Linked DNA regions of Mus musculus: regions 2 and 3 are each linked to region 1. Evidence: chromatin loops called from intact Hi-C (ENCODE). Cell type or tissue: gastrocnemius. All regions are shown on one strand.

Region 1 (8,000 bases):
GTAGAAAAACCCACAGACAAAATGAAGGCATTTTCCAGTGATCTAAATTAATGTGCCTTCTAACACAACACATACATTTCAGCATTTGGTTTCAGGGGGCTATGTGTAATCTTCAAGGATGGTAGCATTGTCTGTACCTATTTATTAGGTTGGCATTTCAACAAATGCTAGCTGTTTAAACTCCCATTAAGAGATGGTAGCCAGGCCTTTTGTTTAGCCAGCTTGGGGTGGGATTGGGGCTGGGGATGGCAGGGGTGGGGGGTACAGCGGTTGTCTAGCATACACAAGGCCTTGAGTTCCATTACAAGCATAACTGGGGAGGGGGGAGGAGGACAGTGGAGAGGCCTCGTATTAAATGATGGGTACACACAAAGCAAGCACAGGAGTGACTATAAAAGCACCACTGTGTGTCCTTAAACGTCCAAAATGCCTTACGGCATAATGTATTTTATAAGAGAGAAAAGAAATGAGAAACGGGCTAAGGGGTTGAAAAGCTACTGGATACGTTTGCTTTCCCTCCCCTCCTAAAGTCTTGGAAGTAAACAGCCCTGGTTCCAAGCAAGCCTGAACTATTGGCCTCCTTTAGCCACTACACTATCAGAGCTCCAATTTACAGCAGGCAGCTGAGAACTTGCTACACAGGAAAAACCATTCTGGGAACATGGCATTGCTTGCTCCCCTTGCCCTTAACCCTCAGATGCTTTGAATTACTGGTGTAGCTCACTCTGCTCTCTGCACAGGGGTGACCCCACTGCCCCTGCACCCCATGCAAGAGCCATTTCTCAAGAGTTTCAAATGCTGCTGCCACCGGTTCTGGCTTTGGGGCTGACAATCTAGTGGAATTACCTCCAATGCTGGACAATCATAGTTCAGAGAGTTAATGTATAGTGTAGGCCCCTATACCACACAATCTATAGCCTGGGGAGTGACTTGATATATAATGTGCTCTGCAAGATTATAAATGTGTGCAAGTTTATTTTATTTTATATTTTTAAAATGTATTGGCTGAATGTGGTAATACAGTCTTTAATGCCAGCAGTAGGGAGGCAGAGGCAGGTATTCTTTGTGAGTTCAAGGCCAGTCTAGTCTAGACAGGAAGTTCCAGACTACTAAGGGCTACATAGTGAGACCCTGTCTTTTAGAAAAGAAATCTTTTTATTACTTTGTATGTGTGTGGATGCAGGTGAGTATGTGTGGGACTTAGAGGACAACTTTCAGGAGTGTGCTCTCACCTGGTCCATTGTTGGGAGAAAAATCTTGCTATTGCTGCCGTACAGCTTAGTCCAGACTAGACAGCCTTCAGGAGGTCTAGAGTTATAAGTGCCCTTAGTCCTATGCACACATCAGGCTTTTTAAAACTGGGGGGTTCTCAAGCTTGTGCAGCCAATACTTTTATCTGTTGAATGATTCCACTGGCTCTGAATGTACGTATTCTCTCTCTCTCTCTCTCTCTCTCTCTCTCTCTCTCTCTCTTACACACACACACACACACACAGAGAGAGAGAGAGAAAGAGAGAGAGAGAGAGAGAGAGAGAGAGAGAGAGAGAGAGAGAGAGAGAGGCCTTTAGGGAATACACTCCTTGTCCACCATCGTGGTATGAGTTCCAGTTCGTTTACTTTTTCAAACTCGCTTGCAGCTATGTTTCTATGCCTATTTTTTCCTTTGGACCACTTCAATCTGCTCTTTTCTTGGAGCCATGGAAGGGGTTGGGGGACGATGGGAAGCTGAGGCAGGAGGATTACAAAGTTCAAGCAGTCCATAGTGTGTCTGTGTCAAATAGAAACAGGAAGTGAATAGAATCCCATCCACACGCTGTATGGAAGGTAATGAGTTCAATAGACGCTTGAGCTGTTTTATTTTAGTGTGCCTTTTTTCTACAAATCTATAGATTAAAAAATCAGAATCAAGCATGGTAGCTGCTTGGGTTGCAGAAGCAGGGATGGTTACTTGACTCTACAGCTTCAAATGCAGCCTAGGCGGTATAGGAAGCTCTTACCTTAAAGTTATTAATCAGATTAAATTCTAGTCACACCTTGATACCTATAATAGTCGTTACAAATCTCACACTTTGGGTTATTGTTTGCTTCTAATTCTACTTTTTTAGTAAATGTTCCAACTATACATGGCATTGTTGCCTTTATAAACACAATATTTAAAATGTACTTTCACCATGATTCCGTTACCTGTAATAGAATCAGCAATGGTTTTTCAGTGCTCTGACTTGCGATTCACCAGTCACTGGGTTTATGGAGCTACTCATCAAATCAACATTGACTCTGTTAAAACTGTCACTTTTGACTCTTTATGTAATGAAAATGGAAGACTTTTTCTTTAGCAAGAAATCTCTTGTATCACTTTATTTTTAGATTTCAGGGCTCCCAGGAAAGCTTGTGTGGATTAGAACCGTGCAGCAATGGCATTCTTTCAAAGAGAAAGCAACGGAGTAGTTTCTCCAATAGGTTAGTATTGGTGGGATTTTTGTTTTCCCCGAATTTGTTTTCATTGTGTGTGAGGTGGGCATTGAGAGTAGTTCATTAGCTTTAAAGCAACAATGAACTCTGTCAAGTCTCCTTGTTTAAACTGCTGTATAGGAGTGGGCAGACCTCTGGCCAGAGACATACTCAAGGGGAGTTATTTGCACTCTGACTTCTATCTTCCTTGGATCCAGTGGATGGAGAATAGAAATAGTAGCCCTTCTGTATACAGCACCTCTGATACCAATCATACTTTATTGTTTGTGTTTGTATGTTGATTTTCCAACTGGAACCAAAGGTAGAGTTTAAATGAAGTTGGGGTGGGGGAGGGAGGAGAGAAAATACAATTGCACCAGGGACCTTGGATATAACTCTCATAGCAGTGAGAGGTGACAGACTGGCTTCCTTAAATATTCATTTAATCTGTATATCCTGGACATACTTTTCTGTTCTCAAAATGGATACTAGTTATGGCTCACAGGGAAAACAGCCCCAAAATAGAGCAAGCCATATTTATGACTTTCGACCCACCAGTGTCTTCTGTCTGTCTCTGGGACTGTTAGCTCTGCTAGCAGGTACACTGTGTAAAACCGTTGTTAGAGCTGTGATTTCGTTCTGGATGCCATAAAACTGAGTCTAAGTTTTGATGGATAATCTGAATCCCAGTTTTCTTACAAATTTATGATTTGATATCCTGACATTAGCAGGTACTTTATATCTATTTATCAAGAGGTTTGTTAACCCCTTATTGTTAGCTTTTAATTGGTGAAACATGGCTTTATAAATATAAACATCTTTTTCCTTTTATCCTCTTGAATTCTCCATGAAACATATAGATTTCTTTTTATGTTTCTTTCTTTTTCTTTCTTTTTTTTTTTTTTTTAAGTATTTCATTCATCTAGAATACTGGTAGGCACATGAGGTGGCTCAAGCCTTTAATCCCAGCCCTTGGGAGGCAGAGGCTGGCAGATCTGTGTGAGTTCAAGGCCAGCTTAGTCTACATGTGAGTTCCAGAACAGTAAGGACCATCTAATGCAGAGACCCTGTCTCAAACAGCCAAATCAAACTACAACAAACACCACCTGTAAACTCCCAAAATGTCTAAACAAATTGAGAGTGGGTCTTTCTTCTGGGAAGCACGGGGGGGGGGGGGGTAAGAAATTCGGGTTGAATCTGAGGATGCCCCTGAGGCCCGCCCTCCCCCCCCCGCCCTCCCCCCCCCCCCCCGCCCCCATCCATCATGAGGATTTAAGAGATTTGAGGAAAGAGTAGAAACCATTACTGTTTCCAACAGAATATCAAAGTTTTGGGAACTTGGCGTAGTATGTGTGTTCATTAGCAATTCAATATGTCTGATTTGCCCACACAATTACTTTCAACTTCTTTACTAGTTTGTCCTGGAAGAAAGAGAAAGCAGATTTTGCTCAGCTGCAAGGTTTCCTGGTGAGTTGGTTAGCAACCAGGCTTGCCAGTCAGCGTTCACATAGCAAACAGTAAACACATTTCATTTAGACAATTACTAGTGTGTTGACTTCCTCGCTATGCACTTTTCTTATTGTCTTGAATCATTCTCTCCCCTGCTTGTTACTCAACTTTTTACTTGTGTGTTATTCTTGCCTTCCATTATCTTGAGGGCAGAAATTTTCTACATTTCCTCTTTGCTGGTTAGGCACAAAGAACAGGTAAGGAAGAAGTTTATCTGAAGGGAGAGAGGTGCAACACAAAATAAGGTCTCTCCCTTCCTTACAAAGCCGTGGCTCCTTACGCACCAATTAAGGAACAGACTAAAGCGTCTACAAGTATCAATCTCACTGGAAAGGTCTAAGACTGGTCTCGGGGCAGTGTCTTTGCTTGTCACGGAGAGTACAGACGGGACGCGGGGATCGTGAAAAGAAACGCAGCTGCAACTTGAACAGAGGACGCCGGGGAAAGGCGCCTCTCACAGCCGCTAGGAGCTTGTAGCTCGCATGCACCTGGCGACCGACTCGGCAGGCCGGAGGCGGCGCGTCCCTGAGGAGAACGGGGCCTGGGCGAGCACCGCAGGAGGGCCAGACCCAGCGGCCCCAGGCTGGCCCTGGCCAGCTGCGGCCCCGCGCGCTCGGCCTCCCCGGGACACCTGCCCCGAGAAAAAGTATACTTATGGCCGTCGCGGTGCACGCGGACTCGCTCGCTCCACACCCCCAGAGCGCGCTTGTCTCCAGCCGGGAAGCAGGCCCCTCCCCGCGCAGCTGTCGCCGCCGCCTGCGGGCTCCTTTCACTTTCTCACGGCCAAGTCACCCAGAGGGGAGCCACTGCCGCCGCTACTGCCGCCGCCGCCGCCGCCGCGGTCCGCGAGCTCCGCCCCTCCCCGAGAAGACCACGCCCACCCAACAGTCGCCGTCTGCGATTGGCGCGCGCAAGCGGCAGCTCCTGACCGCCACTCCTATTGGTCGAGCTGCCCCGTCAGTCCCGCCGCTTCTCCGCCCTCCCGGAACACCGCGCTTCTACTGGGCGCCACCGAGGCCGGGGGCGGGCCAGAGACCGGGGCCCGCCGCTTTCGCTCAATCGCTGAGCGGCCGGCAAGGGGCGGCCCGGTCGGGCGGGGCCACATCTGGGCCGCGCCGCCGCGTGCGTGCGTGTGCGTCGTCCGCCCCCCGCCCGCGCCCCGCCCGCCCCGCCCCCCGGCCCGGCGCCGCGCTCGCCCGCCCGCCCGCCCGCTCCCGCCCGTGCGTCTGGCAGGCTGCGGCCGCCGCTGGGCTGCTGCCATGGGGAGCCGTTGAAAGAGTGGGGCCCTGTGGCTCGGCCGCGCGCCTCAGGCTGCCAGCGCGGGCGGGGGGCGGCGGGGGCGCGCGGGGCCCGGGCCGGGGCCGGCGGGCGGGCGGGGGCCGGCGGAGGACGCCCACAAGTCCAGCGGCGGCGGCGGCGGCAGAGGAGGAGGAGGAGGAGGACGCGGCGGGGACGCGGCGACTCGGGCCGCTCCGTGTGAGTCCCCGCGCCCGCCCTGCCCCGCTGCCGACCGTGGGCTCCCGCCGGGCGGAGTTAGTTAGTGTGGCGGAGGGCAGGCGGTGCGGGCTCGCCTCGCCTCGCCTGGCCGCGCTCCCCGGCCGGTGCAGCTGCGGCGCGGGGCGGACTCGGTGCAGCTGCGGCGGCGCCTCCCGGTGCGGAGGGCGGGCGGGCGGGCGGGGGAGGGGGCCGGGCCGCCGCAGCTGCAGCGCCCGGGACGGCCGCGGCTCCGGGGCCGGTGCAGCTGCAGGGCCGGGGGAGGGGGAGGGCGCGGCGCCCGGGTTGCGGTTGCCGGGAGGCCCCGGGGGCTGGCGCGCGGCGGCGGCGACGGGGGAGCGGTCGCCGCGCCGCTTCTTGCGACTTTTCTTTTGTTGTTGCCGCGACCGGGGTCTGTTTTCTCGGCCGTTGTGGAAGGTGCTTTCCTGCTGCACCGGCTCTCTGCCCTGCACCTTCTTCCCCGTGGTTTCACCCTTCCTCTTTCCCTGAAGTGCTTTATGCACCGCGAACTGCGGGAAGATTTGCATCTCCTCTCCCACCCCTGAACCTCACACACACACCCGGGGCACCCTGCCCCCACCTCTGAAAAACAAACCCCCTAACCTCACAGAACCTCCGAGGGTCCGCGGTAGCGGTGGACGGGTCGATCCGTGGAGTGGATGTCTTCGGGCCATTGCGGTGCTTGGGACTCATTAAACTGTCACTCACCCCCACCACCACCCCACTGGGTAAACTGGGTGATTAATGTCGGATATAGTGGAATGGGGCGAGGGCATCTGTGGAAAAGAGGGTGTGTGTGTGGCAGGGAAGTAATGTGTCTATCTGCACAGAGTGCCTCCCGAACGAGTTCAGAATTGTGTCATTCACCGCGAAGTTAGAGAAAGTTAGGTTTGTGACTCGTGAGCGAGAGCAGAACACAGTTGGGGTTTTGTTCTCTAGCTCCCTGCCTCTGTTTTCTAAGCGAGCCTAAGTGGTTGTCGCCTGGGTTGGGACGCTTGTGCCTCAGGCCCCAACTTCTTTTTTCTACTCTCCAACCTCCCAAGGGTCGGTGGAGATGTGTCTGATATTCATAGATGTCGCAGCACCTTGCAGGGCACCCAGCGACCCAGCCCCGGTTACATTAACATTACATCAGCCATTAGAAAAGATCCACAAACTGTAGCCAAAAAAAGTTCCCAAAGTCTACACTTGGCCTCCCAACCCTCCTGGTGATCACAACCCCTTTCCCCAAAGTTATAGAGACCAAGGGCAAGACAAAAGTGACTTTTCTGAGCAGGAAGACAAGCTGTGTGGTCAAACAACCATTCTAAGTGACTGTAGCAGGTTTTGTCAGTTTATTAATTTGCCTCATTGAACTAAAATACTTTCCAGTATTTCAGAAGTGCAGTTTGAGTTTGTTGATGCTGAAAGTGGAAATTTGCACTAACGGTGGCAGTGTGAACTATTTTCCTGAGAGGTAGATCCAGATAAATTGCTTAGGTAAGAGTAAAACAATAAGGTGAACCACGCTGAAGTAATAGTTCTTAATAAGTCTGCCAACATTTCGGAGATGTCTGCCATTATCTCCGCAGGGGAAGGGGGAAAAACATGCTGTAATAATGTTGAAATGGGACTAGAGATGTCAAATGGGTTGGTTTAAAAATATCCCTAAGCTGCCTTTGAAACTAGACGTTGGAGTTGAATAAAAGTGAATGTGGGTTTCCTGAATAGCACCGAGCTCGAGTGTGCTGTCATATGTAAGCCAGTCCACCAACTTGAGGCAGAAGTGTTGCGATTCCATAAATACAGTAGGACTCCATATGCTGAGCTTTTCAATTTCTTCTGTTAGAAAGTTTGGGGGGAAAAAGGAAGACTTTGAAGTATTTTGTTTATACTAACAGAAGAGAAAAGTTCTCCTAAGAAAAAGCTGGTGGCAGGAGTGTAGAGGAGTAGCATATGGCATTAAAGGAGCACAGCTGGAGGTAGCATTTCCATCTGAACATGATGTCAGAGCAGCTGACAGCCTGCCATCCCTCAGCCTTTTATTCTAACACACAGACAGGGAGTTAGTGTGTGCGGATCTGTGGTGGAGAAGGTATCTCATTCCTCTCCAACATCATCTCCACTTTGCATCTGTCTCTCTTAGTCTGCTTTTTTTCCACCGATGTAACAGACCTGCAGCCAGCAAGACTCCGAGGGAAGGACTTAATCAAGTTTATGTGTCCTAAAGGTAGGAGTAGCAGGAGATTAGGCTGAGCATCTTTGTGTTTGGGTGTTTTATTTAATTTTTTTTAAAATCACATTACTTTTCTAATCCACTTTATAAATAATATGTGAAATTGAGCATGAAGTGATGGTCTTACTGGATTGAAAGTCTTGGGCTTGCTTGGTTTACGATTTTATTTCTTCTATTTGAGCAAGTAAATAACTTTAATACACAAAAATATTTCAAGTTTTCAGATGGTAAGAAACGCTCTGGAATATGGCTTTTGGAGCTCACTGTGGATTAAGATGTCTTTTGTTCACTGCTGTTTAGATTCCTTTTGCTTGAGGGGGGCAGAAACAGT
Region 2 (8,000 bases), 1.7 Mb before region 1:
AGCTGTAGAGAAGATTTTTACATCTCTAACTACCCCACGGATCTTGCAGTAGATACATGAGACACTCAGATATTCAGATATTACAAAAGAATTAATTCAATAACTAGCACTTTAAAATACGTTAAGTATATGTAAGAGCAAGCCTAAGGGGAAAGAGTCTTACAACATTTTCAGTATCAAAGTACATGTTTAAGCTAAAAAGGAAAGTCATGGTTACCTATTTAAAACACTGTATCATAAGTAGCATCTATTCTTCACATCTAAATAAAGAAATATTTGCATTTTGTCAGACTATCGTGGCAGCCATTTCATTTCTAAGGAAATGATGAAAAAAAAAGCTGCTTCTGTTGCCTTCCACCACAACGCTGGCTACAGCCCGTGTGATGCTAGATGTGGCTGCCAGCTGCTCCCTTTGGACACACTCACCTGGAAGTCTGCAGGCTACCACACTTACACACCCCACTGCCAGCCTTTTGATTGCTCATCATATACTGTAGCAGTAAGTGTTCTTTGGCTCCTCTACTTTTCACTACCATTAAATCTGCTGACATCTAAGTGCAGGTCCAAGGAAGAGAATGGTTATTCTGACATTTATAAAATAAGCCATTCAGTTGGGATTTAAATGAACTTTACTAGGTCACCGACTGGACGGATCAGTTTAACTGAAACAGTGATCCTAACAAGGCCAGCTGGTGGAAACCTCTGACCAAGATTATCAGGGATTCCTCTTATTTTTAGCCTTCTCCGAGATGCCAGGAGCAGAGCCCAAAATGAAGCAATTGCCTGGTCCCCTTGTGCATATATATATGCAAGAATTTGTGAACTGCTTACTCTCGCTTCTAGCAGAGTACAAAGCGGGAGAGAAAACCTATGAGGATATCTAAAGTATAAACATGCATGCACTTCCTCCAGGCATAGAACAAGGCTGAGGTGGTAGTAAGAGGGGAGGGGGTTATAAGCACCAAGGGTACATACAGAACACAATACCCTTCAGAAATACAAAGCAAATGGGATAGATGACATTAACCACAGAAAGCTCAATAGTAGATAACAAAGATGGGGAAACTGGCAGCCTTCGAGAATGAATGGCTTGGGAAAGCCCAGACAATGGGGTAGCCATAAGACCCACCCTTGTACCGTCAGACCAGTACCATCAGCATCACCAAAGCCTGAAGCAAGCAGCTAGCAACTTCCAGCAGTTAAAATTGCCCTCTCCTTCAGTACTCAGAATTGATTAGTCCTGGTTTAGGAACAGAAAAGGGAAGAGTCTTCTCCATCTCCATCCTTTACCCTACTCAAGAGCATATTCTGGGCAAAGAAATTACTTGCTAAGAATGCTGTGCGGTCTGAAGTCACCTCACTCTACACTTGTCTCCAGGAAGTAACTTATTTTCAAGCCTCTAACCCCAGAAGATCTACATCAGATTTTAGGATGGGAATAAATGACATGATTCAAAGAAAGACTGGATGCCCTGAATAAAGGAACCCTCGGGTAAAACCAGGGCGAATGTTTCTTGTAGTCTTTAAAAAAAAAAATCTCTCCTGGTGCTGACAGACCCCAGCAGGAATTCAGAAGGGGAAGAAAGGGCAGAGAGGATTCTGGAAGATAGGATTGGCAGAGCAAGCCAGGGAGAGCCAGGGTGGGTGCTGCAGACATAAGAAAACTCAACCCATTCCTTTTTATTCGGTTTCAGATGGAGACACTGAACACCACAGCACAGAAAAGTACTTCACAGAAAGAAAGGACTTTAATGTCTTCAAACAAACACCTGTCGCTACCCCCAGGGCTTTTCTGCAAGCTGTCCTGACACATCACCTTTTTTAAAGATCAATCCGCCTAAATGCCCCCCCACCCCGAAAAACATTTTTAAGGTAACAGAGAGAATAATCATATAGTCAACCCATATTACTACTCGCATCCTCTTACAGACCTTCCTCTAGGTTCAATATTGTTATGTAAAGAAATCCTTAGATCAATGTTTATTAGGGGAAAGCATCAGAATTGTCAATCAGTGAAAAACCATCATGACTCCTAAATTTTGTTTTAAAACTTTAAAAAGGAAATGATGACAAACACCGTGAGATTTGGGTTTGCCACATGTAAGTTGGCAAATAACAATTGTCAAGGATATTACAGAGACGTTTTTCTCTAAGATCTGGCAAGATCAAGTCAATAGTAAATTATCAATGTGTTTTTAAGGTTTGTGAAAGGGACTTTAAGCCTTAAGAAATATCCATTTCTATTTTAAATCGTTATACAAACAAAATCCCTAGGGGACACACACACACACACGTTTTTCCCAGGCTTAGAATACTGGATCAGTCAACCTTCAACCTGTCAATTCTCAATATAAATCTTCAAGAAAGCAACAAGTTCTACTTCAATTAAATGTACTGGCTGCCCTGCTAATTATGAGTTGGACTCCTTTGCGCCATTTGTAACCTCTGGTGTGACAGAACCTATGTACAGGAAATTAAAAAAAAAAAAAAGTCTCATCCCCTAGGAAGCATTCAACTGTTTATAATTGCTAACGAGTGAAAGGGGGTAAAATACTGCGTTATTTAGGATTCTACATGTCATTCTGAGGAACAAATACTAAATTTGTGAATTAAATCTCTCCTTGTTCTCGCCTCCACTGTTCAGGAGTTGACTTTTTTCTTGCATCTCTTGACTCTACAGGGCCTCATTTCTTTCTCCCTCTGTAAAGTCCACTGTGAGCTGCCCTGTTGAGAGCTACAGTAGGAAGTAAAAATAGATGAGGGGAAATAAGATGGCCAGCGGCAGGGAGACTTTGGAAAGTGCTACAGAGGCAGGAGGGGCTGGGGTTGGTGACTGGCTGGGAAGAAGGGTGTGTAAATCCAGGCAAGGAGGGAAACAGAGTTGGGGATGAAGACCAGATGAAAGGGAGAAGGGAGGCGAGGGTTGGGTATCTAAGGGAGGTTCTCGAGGAGAGAGAGGGAGTTGTGGGTGATGACTGGCTATCAGGGACGATCCCGGGGAGGACGGAGGCCCAGAGCTGATGTACCCGGGGGAAAGTTGAGAGGCAAGGAGAACGCGTCCCGGGCGACTCACCAAAGAGGCTGCCGCTAAACCCGTCCCACGCGCAGCCCACGGCGTCCCACACCCAGCCGTTCCGCAGGCACGACGCGAAGGTGAAGGTGACTCCGAACAGGGATACCAGCAGGTCGCCCAGGCTCAGGTTGACCAGGAAGAGGTGGGTGGGCGTGCGCAGTCTCGGGAACTTGGAGTAGAGAAGCAGCACCAGCAGGTTGCCGCCGACGCCCAGCAGCGCGAGGCAGCCGAGTAGCAGCGCCAGGCGCTCGTACGCGGTGGGGCTGAAGAGAGGCGCGGGGCTCCGCGTGCCCGCCGGTGCTGCGCCCTCGGCGCCCGCCCCGTCCTCCCAGTAGCCCTGGTCGCCACTACGGTTCCCCGAGTACATGGCCCGACGCCGGCGCGCCGTGAGAGAGAGGGCTCGGTGAGCCGGGCGGCCCGAACAGGGTGGATCTCACGCTCTGCGGGCCGCTCAGGCCATTGTGCCCGGGAGCCGCGCCAGGCCCGCCCAACCCGCGCGCACCCGAGGCCCCGCCCTTCGGTGCTAGGACCCCGCCCCACCGCATGAAACTCCGCCCTCCTAGCGTTCTTGCTATCCCACCCTCCCGCGTGGGTCCCGAGCCCCACTAGCTAGCACTTGCAGTCCCTCCCACGGGACCTCCCTGGAGGCCACGCCCTTCTACCTTGCGGCCTCATCCATACGGCAGCCGTTTTGGCCCCGCCCTCCTAAGACTCTTCCGCAGTCTGGCCTGCGGCTCCTCCCTCCCGGAATCTCCTGTTACCCCGCCCTCTGACTCACACCCTTGGCCCCGCCCTCCGGCATACAGCTCCGCCTTCTTAGAACCTCTGACCGCGCCTCTGAGCTGTGGCCCCGCCCTACTGCTTTAGCGGCCCGCCCCTTTTCCCCCCTCCCACCTCCCGGGCGCGTTCCCGCCCAGCAGAGGTGAGTTTCAGAGACCAGTGAGCTCTTGCTCTGCTTCCTTCACCCTTAAGCCGAGGTGGAAACCTGAACAGACTGTACAGAAAAAAAGAGAAAGTAAACTCCCTTACGGAGGTAAATTAGCCACAGCGGATCCTCACAGCCCTCAACGGACTCTAAAGCATCTCGTCCATTCACCCGTTAAGTCACTCACCCTAGCATACACTCATTCATAAATATTTATGAACGCCTGCGCTTAACTCAGTTAAGCATGCTGAATGAAATACTCTCTTTCCTGGGAAGCTATAATAACACCCACCCCCACCTCATACACCCAATAGAAAGAAAACAAAACACTGAAATGCCCGAAGTAGAGCGCCAGCGAAATGATCTCATAAACAGGGAACCTGACGTTAAAAACAAACAAACAAACGCAGCAGGCTGAGTCTCAACTACCTTAGAGCTGGAAGATATGTCCCAGCGTTTATGACAGTGTTCTGAGCTGCCACTCTCAGAGCCCCAGAATAAGGAAGGAAATAGCATCAGAGTGACACCCAAGTCACCCTTCCACTGGATCCCAAGCCTTCTCAGTCTGCAGTAGGTACACCTGATACACAATCCAGTCCAAATGCTTCTCTGGAGGTGATCTCTTGAGCAGTGCCCCGCCCCCTAAGGCTTCAATCCAAATCTAGCAGGTATAGAGAGGATATATTTAGAACAGCACGCATTTTCCACTGGACCTTTCCCCAGCAGCAATGCAAATATAGAACAAGTCAAATATAGATTGTGAACGTCACTTCTTTAGGCCTGCTTTCTCTGTCTCCACTGCAGTCCCCAACGACTACCCACGAGAGGAAAATGTCCCGAGCTGCATGCACCTGAAGATGTCATAGGCACTAATGACTGGTTTGTGGAAACTAAATTGGTGTGCACCAGTGTCCACCCCTCCTCCCACTTGTGTTAGACTCAGTGCATCTCAAAAGTCTTCAATAGTCAGCTAAGTGACGAGATAGCTTGATACCCTGCTGCACTGAGCACTTGACTAAGAGGTTGTGTGTGCCAGCTTCAAAATCTTGATCTTATTTTTAAGACTTCTAACCTGAATTCAGCATCTACAAGGCCTTTGACCTCACCTGCCCTGAAAAAAAAATGTTTTTAATTTTGTGGTTTAGATTTATAGGACCATTTAATAAGTTCTTTGTGCCTCTGACGTCTCACTATAGTAGTCTTCCTACAGTAGGATTGCAACGTTAGTGGAAGGAAGAAAGGAAAGAGTCCTGATTTTTTTTTCCTAAAATATTCATTCTTTGGCACACAGTCTTCTTCTCCTAAAGCTTTCTAGAGGTGTTGAGAGAAGACAATGCTGACCAAATTGGTTCATACATGAGATGCCAGATGCTAAGTGCCATAAACAATTATAAGGCAGAGAAAATAGAGGTGTATATGCTAGCAGAATACTCCCTTCCAGGCAGCTAGGACTAGGATCTTAAAGCCTAGACCCACAGGGACACACCTACTCCAACAAGGCCGCACCTCCACTCCCTGGCTCAAGCATATACAAACCATCATAAGAGGAAAGAGAAAATAAATGTGCTGTTACTTAGACAGCTCTGCATTGAACTCTAAACAAGACCTATGTGCCAAGGGAGGACTCTATTTGCCCCTTTGGAGGGAAACGAGGGCACCAGTATAGCAGAATAATAGGAGATGAAGATAGAGAGGTAAGTAGGTGAGCAGCTGTGCTTTGGCCTCTACTGTATCAACATAATAAGGTTGATACAATAGACCTATAAGGTCCAGAACATTGCCTGCGCAAGAGGTGTGAGTGCAATGAATAAAAACAGTAAGAGCCTCTGGGGGAAATGGTTAACATTTTGATAATTGACAATAGTTATTATAATAATCCTGTGAACTGTTAAGGTCTTTTAGTAGAGTTGATACACATAAGCAAGATACTGCATATATGATTTTGTTAATAAAAATGTTTCTTGTACATTTCAAAATTAGGTCTTTATGGGAGTTATGGTTTAAGTGGAAAATTCCCTATGGGTTTGTGTGCTTGAATACTTGGCCCCTGTCTGGTGGCACTGTTATGGGAGCTTATGGAATCTTTGGCATGGAATCATTCCCCCAATAGATCATCTCCAAAGTGACCCAGACAAGCCAAGCAGTGCCTGGTCCTTCAGGCCTGTGTACTGCTAAGAATGCAAGCCCTGGCCACAGGCATCATCAGGTGCTAACATACATTCTTTCCAGGAGAGTTTTTCCTTGGCTTATTCCTGGAGCTGGGTCTGATCATGGTGAACCAGATGTAAAGCAACCTGCTACCCTGCCTTGGTTAGTCGTTGGTTTTGTTTGTTTGTCTGTTTGTCTGTCGGTTGGTTTTGTTGTGTTGTTTTCCCAACCTGACACAAGCTAGAGTTTGTGGGGAAAGCAAAGAACCTCAGTTGAGAAGATGCTCGCACTAGACTGGCCTGCAGGAAAGCCCGTGGAGCATATTTTTGATTAATGGAGGTATATGAGCATCCAGTCCTGGGTTGTATAAGGCAGCAGCCTAAGAAAAACACAACTAGCAAGCCAATAAGCAGTATTCTTCAACGGATTCTACTTCAGTTCCTGCCCTGAGTTCCTGCCCTGGCTTCCTTCAATGATGGACTATGATGTGAAGGTGTAAGATAAACTAAACCCTTTCTTTCCCAAGTTGCTGTTGGTCATGTTTTGGGTTTTTTTTTGGGGGGGGGGGTTCCCTCAACATCCTTCCACCATGTATGGATGAGTAGAAAATGCCCACAGGAGGAATGGACATTTAGCAGCTACTGACGGCTAGAGCTTTGATGATTCCCAATCATCAGAACGATGAGAAAGGAAACACTGATGTTTGTAAATTACTCAGTGGGACGTATTTTATTGCAGCAACAGGAATGGACCAAGACCAATGCAACAGAAGATATAACATCTAATATAGTAAGCGATAACTTCACTTTAACACGTTTATTTTTTTAAAGTTTGTGTGTGTTTGTGTGTGTGCGCTTGCCCACACTCATGTTTGCAAGAGTGCAGGTCCCTGTGGAAGACAGGAGGGGGCTGCTGATGCTGGTTTTTAAGCTACTTCATTGGTTTCTTATACCTCTCCCTCCCTGGCAACCCTTACTCCTTCCAACACCCCAACACTAGGTAGGAGAGAAAGAAGGATAAAGGGGGAAGGAAGCAATGTCTCTTTAGAGCACTTCCTGCTGATTAGGGGCACTGAACTCCTTGGGGGCAAGTCCAATCTTAATAGTCAGGATATCTCTAACTTCTGATCTCTTTTCTCACAGGAACTAGCAGGAGGACTTGTCATGTCCTCTCCTTTAGAGTGCTCGGACACCCCTCTCCTCCCAGGGCTCTGGCATTTATACCCTCTCCAGAGTCCTCAGGATTAAACTCTCCAAAGCTGGCAGAATCACAATCTTGCCAGAGCATACACGAGGCAAATAGTCAGCGGCTGTGGATAATCTGCGGCAGCCCCTACATCCCACACCTGGGGTTGAAACAATGAACAGAACTGGATTTGTAAAGGAAACCAAAACTCTCACTACAGAGGGCCTTGGAGTTCCCTAGAACTGGAATTGCAAACAGTTGGGAGCTGCCTGATGCTGAGTGCGGGTCCTCCAAGCGTACACCTACTTTTAAGTACTGTCTTCCCACTCTCACCAATAATCTCACCAATAATCCTGAAAGCATTCCAATTTCTAACTATTTTGTAAAACTTGTTACTTTTTAGTTTGATTGTGCAAAGCCTAAAGACAGTCCACATACCTGTGTGCGGCTGGTTCTCGTGTGTATCAAGCACGTGCTGACGTCAGGACTCTACGCCAATGCTTTGCTGGAACACCTTTTAACCATTTAGCCTCATGACTTGTTACCTCCCCTGCAGGATTCTGCCAAATATCTTTTTGTTAAGTAATTGTTTATTACACACACACACACACACACACACACCCCACTCCAGTGCACACACCTTTACTCAGTCTTCAGAGCATTTACCAC
Region 3 (8,000 bases), 360 kb after region 1:
AATAGGTTTCCTAACAAGCTACTTCTGTGCTATTCTGTCCTCACACCTTACCACCTTCCTCAGCCTTGCCCTGGCATAGCAGACTCCTAGGCTAGGAGTTTCTTATAGGCACAAGCTCACCCTCTCTGGCATTTCCACTGCAGAGCTAAGTGTTGTCCGGTAGATACAGAATAGGTGTTCCCTGGATGAATCATCAATCTGTGACTGCTCTTCTACTTATTTTTCTCCTTTCCATTAAAAAAAAGAATGCTTATATTGATCTAAAACCAACAGCAGCACAGCAATAATGGCCATGCTTTGGTTCAAGTCCTACACACTTATTTACCTACACATTTATAAATAACTGTCTATGATCCTAAAGCAAAAGACAGGCCTTCAGTGCTCCAATAATGAAAATGCCATTAGTTTTGCATCTATTTCTTCCCCAAAAGAAATCCTATTGATTAAGATGTATAACAGTGGAAATGCCCCTTTAAAAACATTTCAAGCTGTTTTCTAAGTCAGGGAATTATTTTGTGATTCTACTTGAAATATGGAATGAATACACACACACACTCCTCTCTTCCTCTCTCTCTCTCTCTGGAGAAATGGCATGTACACTCTAACACAGGATACATTTTATTAATATAAACCTGTTTGAATATATACTTAATTAGCATATAGTGACTGTACAAATGGTTGACTCATTCTGACACGTTAACACAGATGGATCATGTACTTTGATCATATTCATCACTCTTTGTCCCAATCTCCTTTCTCCTTCCTCTTTCCAGATAGTTCTTTCTTGTCTTTTTAAAATTTTCCCTTTGGATGAGGAAACATACTACATTTGTCTTTCTAAGTGTGTCTTACTTAGCAAAATGTTCTAATTCCATCCATTTTCCTGTAAGTGACATAATTTTTTCTTTATACCTAAAACCCAAATTATGAAATAAACTCAAAAATCAATCCAAGCCCTAAATGTCTTTCTCCACTCTATACATTCCACTATCTTCAGTGTTGTAACTACGAGAACTTCATTAAGTAGATACTGAGTTACTAATGCTGGTCAAGTAAGTTAGTTACAAAGATGAATCATCACAAAAGAGAAATGCTACAGGGTCAATGGTGCCATTAAGAACTTGGGAGGCAGTTCCAGGCCACCCAGGACTACAGCTTGAGTTCCAGGACAATACAGTGAAACCCTGTCTCAAAAAAAGAAAAGGAAGGAAGGAAGATAGATGCTTAAAGTCTATTCTTTACCTTCTTACAGCTAATGAGATTAGTAAAAATTCTAAAGCACACAAGAACAAAATGTAAGGACTATGTAAGTAGTAAGGAGTTTATAAGAGTGAGAAGTCTGACCATTTACTTCTCGGCTGGCCTCCTCCTCAATCTTTCCTCTGGGGATTCCAGAGTCATCAGATCAGACTGATACATGACCTCCCTCAAGAACACTTTCTTGGTAACATAGTAACACCGACAGTCTACAAACTGATTCTATAACTTTTTAAAGGTCTATTATTTTGAAACCCTTTTAGAGAAGTGCCACAACGGCTTTGTACAACCACACACTACTCCTCGACGCAGCTGGACCTGTGCACATTTTCAAGTAAAAAAGCAAGCAGTCCTCAAGTCCATCCTTCTGCCCCGCAAGAGTTTAGGCGCTTTGCTAAATCTTCAGCCCAGCTACCAGATCTGATTTTAAAAGTGAAAGGTGAAGGCTGGGCTTTGGATCACCTCCTAGGCGAGTCAGATTCCAGGCCAACACCTGTGAGAGCACCATTAAATATGCATGTTGCCAGACAAGCTGCTGGAAGAGAAAGAACCTGTGAAAGAACCCTGTGAATTGAAGAATGGTGGTAAAGCGGCAGTTGGAGCAATAGGGCTCCACACACAGTAAAAAGATGACCCAAGTCAAAGCACCTGGCCTTTTACAGGCCGGTTTCTTCATACGTTTCAATTTTAGGTAAAAAAGCTTTCCACGATTAGCCTAGACCACAAGGCACCCCCACACAAAACCATGTACCTTCAGGGAGAAAAAAATTCTTACAATCTAAATACGCCACCATTAACTTCCAACACTGCACCTTGTTTTGAATGTGGGAACTGCTCATTTATTTTGAATTCTGAAACGGGGATGATAGTTTTCTGAGAGCCTTTTTCAAAGGCCTACCCTCTAGGCTGCTTCAAAGCAAATGACTAATAAGAAAAAAAAAAAAAAAAAAAAAAAAAACTAACACTAAAACCCACGTGTCTCCGGGTAGGAAACACTGGATTTCCTGAAAGTCAACTTTTTATATTACCGAAGCATTGTAAACATTTCTAAATTATCCGACTTGAAATCTCCGTATTTAGTTGCCTCACACTCACTTTTCAACTTACTGGGGATTCCTTAAGGACCGGTGAGTAATAAAAACAGATCTCCCCTTAATAGTAGTCTATGAAATACGAGTTAAAAACAAAAAACAAACAAAAGCACCGGAGGGCCCCAAACAGTCTCATCGCCCCGTAGCGGATTCTGCTATCAACAAAGTGGACCGATGGAGGCGAGGTTCTGCGTGCCTAAGCCTGTAGGTAATGCAGTGCTGAATCTCGATTTCAGGGAAATTGGGGAAAAGGACCCTTCCTAGTCCGCGCCGGCGGGTGGGCCTGGCCGGGTCTAGCCAGAGTCCCGAGCAGGCCTCGGGCGGAAGCTCCCTCAACTCTGCCCGCGGCGCACCGCCAGCCCAGTCCCCAGACCCCGAAATGCAGCTCCAACATCGCGCATCTTCCAGGTTCCTCCAGAGTCACCCGGAGCGTCACCGGAGACTCCAGGGCAGGGGTTCCCCGCAGCTCCCAGCCCGAGGGACGCACCTCAAGGTGACACCTCACCGCGCCGGCCGTCCCAGAAAGGGCCCGGCTTCCCTCACCTGGCAGCGGCACACGATGTCGGCGTCCTGCGCCAGTAGATCCACCACCTTCCCTTTGCCCTCGTCGCCCCACTGCGCTCCCAGCACCACAGTCACCCGGTTCCCTCCGGACCGCGCCCTGGGGCGGCCACAGTCGCCGTTGGGCAGGGAGGTGGCCGCCGGGCTGCTCTCGGAGATCGACATGGCTCCCGGCAGGGCAGAAGAGCCTTAAGGAGACGGGGCAGGAGAACGGAACGTGAACCCAACTGCTGCGCCGCCACCAGCCACATGCGGAGGAAGAAGGAGCCAGAGGCCGGCCCCGCCCCCGCCCCGAGGGCCGCCACCCTCTCTCCAGGCCCCGCCCCGCGCTCCGCCGCCCGCCCGCTCAGGGCGGGACCACACTTGGCGCAGGCCGAAGCCTCTGCGCGGCCCGCAGGCGCCACGGCCTCAACTGCCGCCACCCCAGGGCGGAGGCCACACCCCATCCCCGGCTTGGCGCGCTGCTCCGGGGAGAACCGCGCGAGAGCGGAGGCCAGGGGGCGGGGCTAACGGAGAGTTCCGCCCTCTGTGCCCGCCCACCAGCCTCTGGCCTTTCAAACTCGCGGTAGGGAAGGGGGTGAAAGAGTGTGGAACTACAATTCCCAGCATGCAATGCTCTGTGAGATGGCCAAGGCATGGCACCACAGTGTCAGGGTTGGCTGGTTTCGGTCTCTAAAAGCCAATTTGGTTTTCTGTGTCTAAACACTTGGGTATCTTAAAGAATGAAATACCCTTACAAAATGTAAACTGGGATTTAAAAATATGTGGAGGCTGGAGTGGAGCCGAATAAATTTAGAACTGAAAAGGGACTAAAAGTGCAAACTAAAAGCAGTAAAAATGAAATCTAGAGATAGCATCCTAACTCTTCCCATTTTTACAGTATCTGGGGCACAAAGATGAGTCAATTGCCTATGTCATATCCGAATGTACCTGGGTTATTTGATCCCCACAACCTTAAAGTTTACAATATTTTGTAAAATACGTTCGTTCTACAAAACAATTTCTCTTCTCCCATTTTTTCTCTGTTGAAGTGTTGGAGATCAAATTCAGAACCTTGTAATTTGATGCGAATACTGTACCACTGAGTTATTCGCCCCCCAGACCTTCGAACTCTTAAATAGCTTATCAGTTCCTCTCATGGGCGTTAAAATGGTACTTTGGACAGTTTGCAGATTGAGTAAGCCTAGGTGCTTCTCAGTGTTTTAATTGTAACTGATTACAGAGTGTGCCTATTGTCTATCTAATGTGGGTTTATCTATGTATTTATTTACTTATTTATATTATTTGTGTGTGAGAGGTCACATACCATGTTGTGTGTCTGTCTGTCTGTCTGAAGGCCAGCAGAGGGCCTCAGATCCCTGGGAGTCAGAGCAACAGGTGGTCGTGAGACATCTGAAAATACAGCTGTTCTCAACCTATGAGTTGAGACCCCCTTAGGGAGTCAATCAACCCTTTCACAGGGACTGCATATCAGATGTCATATCTGTTAGGTATTTACATTATGATTCACAACAATAGCAAAATTACAGTTATAAAATAGCAGTGAAGTAATTGTATAGTTGGGGGATGGGGCAACCACAACCTGAGGAACTGTATTAAAGGGTCACAGCATTAGGAAAGTTGAGAACCACTGAGACAACAGGTGCTAAAGAGGGAATCCAGATGCTCTGGAAGAGCAGCACGTGCTCCTAACTACTGAGCTGCCTCTCCAGCCCTGATCTAATGTTCTCACTGCAACCCAAACTGTGACATTAAATTTTGGTAAAGGAAATAATTGCTTTGAAAAAAGACTAATAATAAAGAATGTAGCTCATTGCTTGCTAGCACATGTAAGACCTAGGATTTAATACTCACCATTACAAACAAATCCATATGGCATAGAATCATATCCTGTGTGCTGTCTCCCAGTGTCCTGATCACCGAGCATCTATAAAGTCCAGTTTTACATTGCATAGTTCTCCTACTCATATACTAATCAGACCAGTCTCTGCTTGAATTCTATGGTGGGCAGGGTTTCAGGTGTGATTATAATAGGAGTACTTACTGTACCAGTACTGGTCTTATCATTAAGTACGGAGAATCTATGCTATACTAAGACCTCTGAGCACAGGTAACACAGTGAATCAAGATCACCAGTTGGGACATGAACGGTGATCTACTACTTCTGTTCTCCTGGTCCTGACTTCTCCCCCCCCCCCCCTTGGTAGCCATTTTAAAAGTCTCTCCACTTTGGTTAAACCATGCCAACTGCCTTGAAACCACAGGAGTCAGCAATAGAGAACTGAGGTCATTTGTTTTTCTGGATTCTTGCCACAAGTCTCTAGAGCCTGATAGTGCCTGGCCATCCAGAGTACTTCTTAATCATCCCACATGCTTGACTACTCATTTGGGAGTCCTTGCTAAGGCCAATTTGAGGGCCAAAAGAGGAAACCTATCAACATTCCCCTTGTTGTGACCATAAAAAAGAGAAAGAGCTATAAGAATATGTTCTGGCAGGGTGTGGAGGAAGGGGGTTATTCAGTGGGCCCAGGTGGAGGCATCCCTTCCCCCTGAGGAACCAGACACACACCACTATAGTATAGAATAGAGTTTATTCAGGGCATGGGGGGGGGGGTTTTAAGAGGGTAGTAGAGGCAGAGAGAGGCAGAGAGAAGGAGAGAGTAGAGACGTAGTGGCCGGTCATAGCCACGTGGAGAGAGGAGGGGGAGGGAATTGGAGAGAAGGGGCACAAGGGACAAGAGAGAAGCAAGAGAGCAAAAGGGTAAGAGAGAGAGAAGGGGCCAAGCAGCCCCTTTTATACTGGGCCAAGCCTACCTGGCTGCTGCCAAGAACTATGAGGTGGAGTTTAGACAGAATATCAACACCCCTGCCCACCTACTCTGTGATGGTTTGTATATGCTGGGCCCTGGGAGTGGTCTGTTCACAGCAGTAAAACCCAAACTAAGACAGAGGTTGCTACCAGGAGTCAGGTATTATTGTGATAGGCCTGACCATGCTTTTGTTTGGAAGAATGTGGATTTTGGGACTTAGGATTTGGAAAGCAGTGGGATGCTTTAAATGGAGCTTAATGGAACATCCTAGTAGGAATATGGAAGATTTTGTTACTGAGAATGAATTGAATTGTGCAGACCTGGCCCAAGAGGTTTCAGTAAGAATTTCAATATGTGGACTAGAGACTGTTTTGTGGTATTTTGGTCAAGAATGTGGCTACTTTTTGCCTTTGTCTGAAGGATCTGCCTGAGGCTAAAGTGAAGAATCTCAGATTCATTGCATTCAGATAAAGGAAGTCTCAGAAACTCCCATCATAGACTTTGTTATCTGGTTAAGTCTCATGAAGAGCATTTTAAACAAACATATCAAGATGAGAAATGAAAAATAGAAAATATATGGTTTGAATTTTAAAGGGGCTCCAGGAAGTGAAGTGGAACTGAAACCTGTGTTCAAGGATATTGAACTGAATTAAGGGAGGAGTAACCTTAGGGCAACCAGCCCTTCTCCCCCCCCCCCCCCCCATTAAGTTTAGGATCAGGCATGTTAGTACAAACCTCTAATCCCAGGAGGCAAAGGGAAGCAAATCTTTGAGTTTAAGGCCAGCCTAGAACAGAACAAGTTCTAGAAGAAGAAAAACTTAAATCCAGACTTGGTGAAACATATCATTAATCCCAGTGCTTAGGAGACAGGCATGCAGATCTCTGAGTTCAAAGTCAGTCTACAGAGCAAGTTCCAGGACAGGCAAGCTTAGGCAATGAAGAATGGAATAGAACAAGGAGGCTGTCTTAGTCAGGGTTTCTATTCCTGCACAAACATCATGATCAAGAAGCAAGTTGGGGGAAGAAAGGGTTTATTCAACTTATACTTTCCACATTGCTGTTGGTCACTAAAGGAAGTCAGGACTGGAACTCAAGCAGGTCAAGAAACAGGAGCTGATGTAGAGGCCATGGAGGGATGTTACTTACTGGCTTGCTTCCTCTGGCTTGCTCAGCTTGCTCTCTTATAGAACCCAAGACTACCAGCCCAGAGGTGGTACCACTCACAAGGGGCCCTCCCACCTTTATCACTAATTGAGAAAATGCCTTACAGCTGAATCTCATGGAGGCATTTCCTCACCTGAAGCTCCTTTCTCTGTGATAACTCCAGCTTGTGTGAAGTTGACACAAAACCAGCCAGTAAAGGGGCCATGTTCCAGTTCCTACAAGTGGCAGAACTCAGCAGCTTCAGCCATGTGGCTCTGGCTTTAGAGTGAAAAGTAGAAGAGACTACTGGGACAATTGATGCTGGTTAAATGGGAGCTAAGAAATTAACTGTGATTTAGAAGAGACCAGTATCAATGGGATAGAGGCTCTTTCCTACTTTCTCTTCTTTTAGATTCAGTATATCTGGTTTTATGTGGAGGTCCTTGATCCATTTGGACTGGAGCTTTGTACAAGAAGATAAGAATGGATCAATTTGCATTCTTCTACATGCCAACCACCACCTGAACCAGGACAATTTGTTGAAACTGCTGTCTATTTTCCACTGGATGGTTTTAGCTTCTTTGTCACAGATAAGGTGACCATAAGTATATGGGTTTATTTCTAGGCCTTCAGTTCTATTCCATTGGTCTGTCTGTCTCTGTACCAATACAATGTGGATTTTATCACTATTACTCTATAGTACAGTTTGAGGTCAGGGATGGTGATTCCCCAAGAAGTTCTCATATTGTTGAGAGTAGTTTTTGATATCTTGGTTTTTTTGGTTATTCTAGATAAATTTGAGAATCGATCTTTCTATCTTTGTGAAGACTTGAGTTGGAATTTTGATGGGAATTCCATTGAATCTGTAGATTGCTTTTGGTAAGATGGCCATTTTTACTATTTTAATCCTGCAGACTAATGACCATGTGAGATCTTTCCATCACAGGGGAAATTTTCCTGAACAGAACACTAGTGGCTCAAGTTCTAAGATCAACTATTGACAAATGGGATCTCATAAAATTGAAAAGCTTTTGTAAGGCAAAGAACACTGTCAATAAGACAAAACAGCAACCAACAGATTGGGAAAAGATCTTTACCAACCCTACATCTGATAGAGAGCTAATATCCAATATATACA

What was found. Hi-C counts contacts between places; a loop is a spot of excess contacts. Peaks named below come from ENCODE experiments on the same cell type or tissue, not always from the same donor. Only the 100,000 strongest peaks of a DNase experiment are listed, where the experiment ranks them.
Region 2: a loop joins it to region 1, with 5 times the contacts of the local background. A loop is called at or near these places in 2 of 42 quality-filtered maps.
Region 3: a loop joins it to region 1, with 2.6 times the contacts of the local background. A loop is called at or near these places in 6 of 42 quality-filtered maps.

Annotation. Positions count from the first base shown.
Region 1 is chr1:177,437,160-177,445,159 of GRCm38, forward strand. It overlaps Zbtb18 (zinc finger and BTB domain containing 18), which reads left to right and starts at 5,192. Exons shown (of 2, transcript NM_001355099.1): 1 at 5,192-5,436. In gastrocnemius, a CTCF peak has its summit at 4,456; DNase peaks (open chromatin) are centred at 4,900, 5,177, 6,041, 6,462 and 1 more place; H3K4me3 peaks cover 4,085 bases; H3K27ac peaks cover 3,709 bases.
Region 2 is chr1:175,689,097-175,697,096 of GRCm38, forward strand. It overlaps Opn3 (opsin 3), which reads right to left and starts at 3,536. Exons shown (of 4, transcript NM_010098.3): 1 at 3,074-3,536. The coding sequence starts at 3,440. It overlaps Gm39707 (a long non-coding RNA gene), which reads left to right and starts at 3,950. Exons shown (of 3, transcript XR_865748.2): 1 at 3,950-3,995; 2 at 6,885-6,935; 3 at 7,289-7,562. In gastrocnemius, no CTCF peak of the experiment used is centred here; DNase peaks (open chromatin) are centred at 3,751 and 4,642; H3K4me3 peaks cover 2,176 bases; H3K27ac peaks cover 1,879 bases.
Region 3 is chr1:177,793,321-177,801,320 of GRCm38, forward strand. It overlaps Adss (adenylosuccinate synthetase, non muscle), which reads right to left and starts at 3,189. Exons shown (of 13, transcript NM_007422.3): 1 at 2,892-3,189. The coding sequence starts at 3,074. In gastrocnemius, a CTCF peak has its summit at 4,234 (motif pointing right); DNase peaks (open chromatin) are centred at 2,728, 3,373 and 4,258; H3K4me3 peaks cover 3,077 bases; H3K27ac peaks cover 4,038 bases.